2 separate regions of the Homo sapiens genome follow, and region 1 is linked to region 2. Evidence: chromatin contacts called from ENCODE Hi-C or POLR2A ChIA-PET data. All regions are on one chromosome and are shown on one strand. Each heading gives the region's core, a stretch centred on a gene start or an enhancer-like site at or near the end of the contact. The rest is flanking DNA. Distances are from core to core; before and after follow the strand shown.

The links. A loop is a pair of places that touch in the nucleus more often than their neighbours do. ChIA-PET counts read pairs that join two places held with the same protein, here RNA polymerase II (POLR2A). Pooled maps may share reads with other maps.
Region 1: a pooled map shows a loop between it and region 2 (25-fold over the local background). The contact joins the promoter of BLOC1S1-RDH5 here to the promoter of MCRS1 in region 2. A Hi-C loop is called at or near these places in 1 of 37 single-sample maps with no recorded cell type and 2 of 50 pooled maps. POLR2A ChIA-PET finds 5 or more read pairs at or near these places in 2 of 52 experiments (activated T-cell and activated naive CD8-positive, alpha-beta T cell).

The regions. Positions count from the first base shown.
Region 1 is chr12:55,714,784-55,717,383 of GRCh38, forward strand. BLOC1S1-RDH5 (BLOC1S1-RDH5 readthrough) reads left to right here and starts at 1,251. Exons shown (of 6, transcript NR_037658.1): 1 at 1,251-1,413; 2 at 2,150-2,222. BLOC1S1 (biogenesis of lysosomal organelles complex 1 subunit 1) reads left to right here and starts at 1,263. Exons shown (of 4, transcript NM_001487.4): 1 at 1,263-1,413; 2 at 2,150-2,222. The coding sequence starts at 1,269. It also overlaps a transcript of ITGA7 not described here. RefSeq lists enhancers at 1,308-1,447, 1,728-1,967.
Region 2 is chr12:49,566,673-49,570,222 of GRCh38, forward strand. It overlaps MCRS1 (microspherule protein 1), which reads right to left and starts at 1,470. Exons shown (of 15, transcript NM_006337.5): 1 at 1,376-1,470; 2 at 50-169. The coding sequence starts at 59. RefSeq lists enhancers at 766-1,569, 1,920-1,969.

The DNA of each region.
Region 1 (2,600 bases), core at 1-2,500, 6.1 Mb after region 2:
ACATATATACATACATATATATAGTGATGTTTGGTCTTCACTCCTTAGATTCTATTTAATTAGTCTGGAATCAAGGCTTTTTTTTTTTTTTTTTTGAGACAGAGTCCCACTCTGTCGCCCAGGCTGGAGTTCAGTGGCGTGATCTCGGCTCACTGCAACCTCTGCCTCCCAGGTTCAAGCGATTCTCCTGCCTCAGGCTCCTGAGTAGCTGGGATTACAGGCTTGTGCCACTACGCCTGGCTAAATTTTGTATTTTTAGTAGATACAAGGTTTCACCATGTTGGTCAGCCTGGTCTCGAACTCCTGACCTCGTGATCCGCCCGCCTCGGCCTCCCAAAGTGCTGGGATTACGGGCGTGAGCCACCGCACCCGGCTAATCACGGCATTTTTATAAGCCTTGTGATTTCTGTGATTCTAATGTTTAGATTCTAATGCTTAGCCAGGGTTGAGAACCACCGATTTAATCCAATCCCTTCTCCTAGTTTTACTAAAGAGAAAACTATAACCTAGAATGGTGAGCAACTTGCCCAAAGTCACCCAACATGTTAGTGCAAGGTGCACCGAGAGAGATTGTACCAGTAGCAAGAATATGCTCATGATGTTTATAATTGTTCTCGCTGGAGTTAATCCCGGAAGCATTTCTTTTTAGTTCACAGAGGCCTTATATAAATTACTTTTTACTTTGGCACAGCACTTACGCTTCTGCTAACACTGAAATGGGTTCGCATTCCTGACCACAAAAGGACAGAGATGAAATTCTACATTCACACAGCCCGCCAAGTTAGCCAAGCTCCCTAGGAGGCTGTCTGAAGTGCCTAAAATGCTTCTCTACAATGATCACCCAGAGCTGAGAGACTTCAGTGGGGTAGTGAGAAGAAAGAGGGTTGGGAGAGACAGGAAAGCATCCTCTCCTTGAGGGAAGGAACTGGGAATCAACTGAGAACCAGCTAGCACTGCCAGGAGGTGAGGAGAGGGAAGGAGAATAATTTAAATGAGGCCAGGGAGCTTCTGCTCCCTCAATTAAACGGTGATAGACGGCCTGACACCACCAGCCCTCGAAGCCTGAGATCCACAGGAAATGTTAAAAACTGGCTTGGCAATATAAGTATTAGAAAATACTTCTTCCAACACTCACCAAAAACTAAGCTCCCAATAAAGAACACTTCACCTGCCCTCCGCAACCCTCTACCTCTCTTCCCCGCCAAGATCTTCACCCAAGGTCTCAAGAGGGCGGTTCCCAACCTCACGTGACACAGCGGTCACGTGACATGGCCCCGGGGAGCCGAGGTGAGCGTTCCAGCTTCCGGAGCCGGAGGGGGCCCGGCGTACCCAGCCCCCAGCCCGACGTGACCATGCTGTCCCGCCTCCTAAAAGAACACCAGGCCAAGCAGAATGAACGCAAGGAGCTGCAGGGTGAGCCAAATATCCTGTCGGCCGTTTTCTCTTCGGCCGCGGCCTAGCTTCAGCCCGGAGCCTGGATCTCGAGTAACTAACCATATCCAGGGAAAGACGCCAGCTAGCGGGCAACGGGCATGGGGGAGAGGGAATTTCAGAGAGGCTTTTTTTGAAACTCCTTTCCCTTGCCAACTGGCTCCGGTCCCTTGGGCAATACTCCGGTCCCCTCGGCAACGCCCCCAATCCCCGACCTGCCGCACCTTAGCCCCGCCCCTGCCCCGGAGCGCCCTGCCTATTGGCCCTGGGAGCCTCTCGTCCTGGCGGCGGGAAGGAGCGACTCTGGAGGGAGGAGGGTGTGGGGAACCCCCCAGAGATGGGCTTCTTGGAGGCCTGAAACCACCGGAACGGAGGTGGGGCACTTGTTTCCTGAGTCCGGGCTGGAAATCTCGGAGTTACCGATTCTGCGGCCGAGTAGTGGAGAAAGAGTGCCTGGGAGTCAGGAGTCCTGGGCGCTGCCGCTGACTTCCTGGCGTCCCTGAGTGAGTCCATTTCCCTCCCAGGGTACCAGTTTCCTCATCTCTAAAATGAAAGAGGTTGCGCTATGTTTTGCAAGGTCCTTTTCAGCTCCGGCATTCAGAGATTAGTTAAGAAATTTCGGCAACTAGCAGAATAGTAATGGATGGGTAGGGAACCTTTAACACTACCCCTCAAAAAACCAAGTCTCCCCTCCAATTCCTTTTCCCCCTCTCCCCAGAAAAGAGGAGGCGAGAGGCTATCACTGCAGCGACCTGCCTGACAGAAGCTTTGGTGGATCACCTCAATGTGGGGTATGGACCTCTTATCAACATCAGTTTCCTCCTTCCCCACCCCGCCCAAGTTTAGGCACTGGCCAGTCTGGCCCTCAAATAGCTGTTGAAGGGGTGGGATGTTCCACTAATTCCCCTATCCTACCCCGCCCCTCCCAGCTCTTTGTAGAGCAACTTGAGTCAACTCTGAGTCCTAGCACTGGGCAAGGGAGGAACAGCTGCCGTGGTTAGAGAAGCAGCCAGATTTCCCCTTCCCCACGTTAACTTCCCTGGCATTTACAACTTGATGCCATCTGCCCACCTCCCTTCACCCTTCCAAGTCCAGCTGTCACTTCAGCAGGAGGGAGAGCACCCTCCTTCATTACAGCTTACCACCCTCTCCTCTGCCTCCCACCCTCT
Region 2 (3,550 bases), core at 220-2,719:
AGATGCTTGGCGCCCGAGCATTTGGGGAGCTGTCCCGGCCTCATACTACCTTTGTCCATCCTCTTACAGTCCCAAAGCCACTGGTTCCAAACCACCGGGCTAGGAGGAACGGTCCCACAGGCTCATCCAAGGATTCTGACCAGGTGAGCTTAAAGGCTGAGAGGAGATTCTGCAAAGGAGAAATGAGGCTCCCTGAGGCTCAGATTTCCAACTGGCCAGCCTCACTTCCTTATACTGGCTCAGGTCCCCCAGGGTCCCATAAGCTAGGGAAGACATAAGGACAGGAAAGAGGCATAAGGCCCCACTCTGCCAATAATAGCCTTAGACATCAGTCTTGTGAAGGTCACTGGCACCTTTCAGAGTATGATAACAGCTATGGACTGCAGAAAAGGGTGCAAACACATACTATTTTAGAGGGTTCATAGACCCTTTAATTCTACTGGTATCTCCTAGGTTAAGCGCCTTGACTATAAACTAGCAAGAGACAAGGGATTCTTTGGCCCACATTTTTCTTTACTTCAGCTGTCCACTCAGCTCAGCAGCACCAGCCTTCCCCTCCCAGGCCAAAGCAGGAAAAAAGAAAGGGAGACAAAACTCCAACCAGTCCATCTCGTTTTTTTTTTGTTTTTCTTTTCCATTTGGGGTTTTTACTGAAGATTTAGTAAGTGGTATTTCCATGAGATACCATCTCGTGGAAACCAAAAACCACTGTTTGGGAACTGCGTGATTATCAACCACGCTGTGCCCCAACAACCCCTAGAGAACCCAGGTACTGGACTTTCTCGGGGCGCTCCTCTCGTGAGTCCCCACTTCTAACCAGGGTGGCTCTTAGCTCAGTGTTCTAGCCCTGTCCCCAGGTGAGCCTGTCGCTCTCCGCTCCATAGGCTACGACTAAGAATCTTGACATCTGAGGAGAGGGCGAAGGGGCCCGAGCTTGCCGGCAAACTGAGGTAGGGTCTGTGCCCCTTCCTTACCGGACCCTCCGCCCCTCGTTCTCCCAAGAGTGCACACCCAAGGTAGGGGATCGGTCCAGGTCTGTCTCAAGAACTCGGGGTAGGAGCATTGATGAAGTCACCTCTGCAACTCAAAGCAGAGCACCAAGTAGCCTTGGTTTGAGACCCACAGGCTGGTGGCTGGGGAGGTGGGGGTAAACTCGCAAGCCCATTCTCACCCCACGGTCTCCATGCCTTTGCGCATGCGTAACACTTCGAGCCAGATTCTAACCCGGTCCGGCCCACGCATGCGCAGCTTTTCGGGGCGCCACTGGGGCGGGGCCCCAAACTTGGGGGGTGGTCGTCCCCGGCGGCACTCTGCAAAACTCCATTTCATCCCCAACTCCTCTGAGAACCCTCAGAGGCGAACCGCGAGGTCTCACCATTCCTAGACTGCCAGATCCAACAATTTCTCCGCGGCGACGGTAGCAGCCGCAGGGCCAAAGCCGGCTTCCGTGAGGTACGTCTACTTCCGGTTAACGAACCAGGGGGCTGGCAATCTCTTCCGGTTCGTCTTGGCAACGTGTGTGAAGGGGGCGTGGCCATGGTACGGAAAGTGTAAATATTTTACCAATAGCGGAAAGTAAAGGCTTTCCTAGTTGGGACAGCATATAGGGAAACGTTAAGGATTATAGGCACCGGAGAGGTAACCCGGCTTGAGGGGTTGGTTAAAGGGAAAGGCGAGACTTAGGGCGAGACCGAGCGGGGCTAATTGAGGCGACCCGGGGAGGGGCGGGACCGCGGACTGGATTTCGACTTCCAAATTCCCACGAGGTATAGGAGTCTGAGGGTTGCACAGGACCTTATGCATTGTTTGACTCCTCCAGAGCCTTTAGAGAAACTTCTATCAGGCCCGCCTGCTAGGCACTAGTCGGGGAGATAATGTAGCCAGGGAGATGTGGCGGACAGAAAGGGCAGAGAGGCTCTCTGAGGAGCGGATGGAGGATCGTGGGCCGCTTTACTGAGAAGGAAGAGACCCTGCGAGAAGGAGTAGTGTCGACTTGGTCCCGTCAGCCGGACCCCACCTGGACGGCTGGGGCCACTTGTGGTCGCCGGGAGGTAAGAGAGAAAACCAATGGAAGCACCTTCAGAGGAGAGTGCCTTGGAAGGAATCTTGGGGTGGGAGAACGAACCTGTCGGAAAAATTGGGAATTTGGGGCTGTGAGAGATGTTCCGGAAAACTAGAAAGACTGTTGTCTAAAAGAGGAATTCTGTTTTATGCTTCCTTTGCGAGGTACTAAAGTCTAGCAGCTATAGAGAGACATACTTCAGCTCAGAATAAGAAAGATTCAGTTCCAAAGCTGTCCATCAGAGGTGTCAAGAACACATAACATGGACATTGCTAGGGAATTCAAGTGTCAAATGAGAGACTGGCCCTTTTGGCCCTGACGGTATACTATGGCCCTCTGCTTCGAGAGTACCAACCTCATTTACTGTTCTGTGGACTTGTTTAATGAGTATGTACTTATTTTAACTCCCATGAAAGAGTGTGTGTTTTATTTTTTAACAGGCACTTGATTAAATATATTATGTAAACTTGTGAAAATATCAGAAAACCAATGAAATTTTTTTTTTTTGAGACAGAGTCCCGCTCCATAGCCCAGGCTGGAGTGCAGTGGCACAATCTCGGCTCACTGCAACCTCCGGCCCCCGGGTCTCGGTTCAGGCAATTCTCCTGCCTCAGCCTCCCGAGTAGCTAGGATTACAGGCACGTGCCACCATGCCCAGCTAAGTTTTTTTTTTTTTTTTTTTGTAGAGACAGGTTTTCACCATGTTGGCCAGGCTGGTCTTGAACTCCTGATCTCATGATCAGGCTGCCTCGGCCTCCCAAAGTGCTGGGATTACAGGCATGAGCCACAGCACCCGGCCTGAAATAATTTTTATAAAAAGTGATTACACAGAACATTAATAATATTAATGTTATTAAATATATATGAATTCATGATAACTATTAAAAACATACAAAGGAAAAGACAGTTGAAGGAAATGCACCAGAATGTTAACACATGTCCAAGTGGTAGTAGTAGTAATTCTTCTCTCTAATTATTTTCCAGTTTTTTAATACATGGTTTTTAAATTTTGTTTTATTTTTTTTGAGACAGAGCCTTCCTCTGTCACCCAGGCTGGAGTGCAGTGGAGCGATCTCGGCTCCTGCAACCTACACCTCCCGGGTTCAAGCGATTCTCATGCCTCAGCCTCCTGAGTAGCTGGGATTGCAGGTGTGCGCCACCATGCCTGGATAATTTTTGTGTTTTTAGTAGAGATGGGGTTTCACTATGTTGACCAGGATGGTCTCAAACTCCTGACCTCAAATGATTCACGCACCTCAGCCTCCCAAAGTGCTGGGATTACAGGTGTGAGCCACTGCGCCCGGCCATATTTTACAATGAAAAAAAAAATAGGTTCTACACAACTTCTTTTTATTGATTGATTGATTTTGAGGCAGAGTCTCGCTCTGTCACCCAGGCTGGAGTACAGTGGCACAATCTCGGCTCACTGCAACCTCCACCTCCTGGGTTCAAGTGATTGTCCTGCCTCAGCCTCACAAGTAGCTGAAA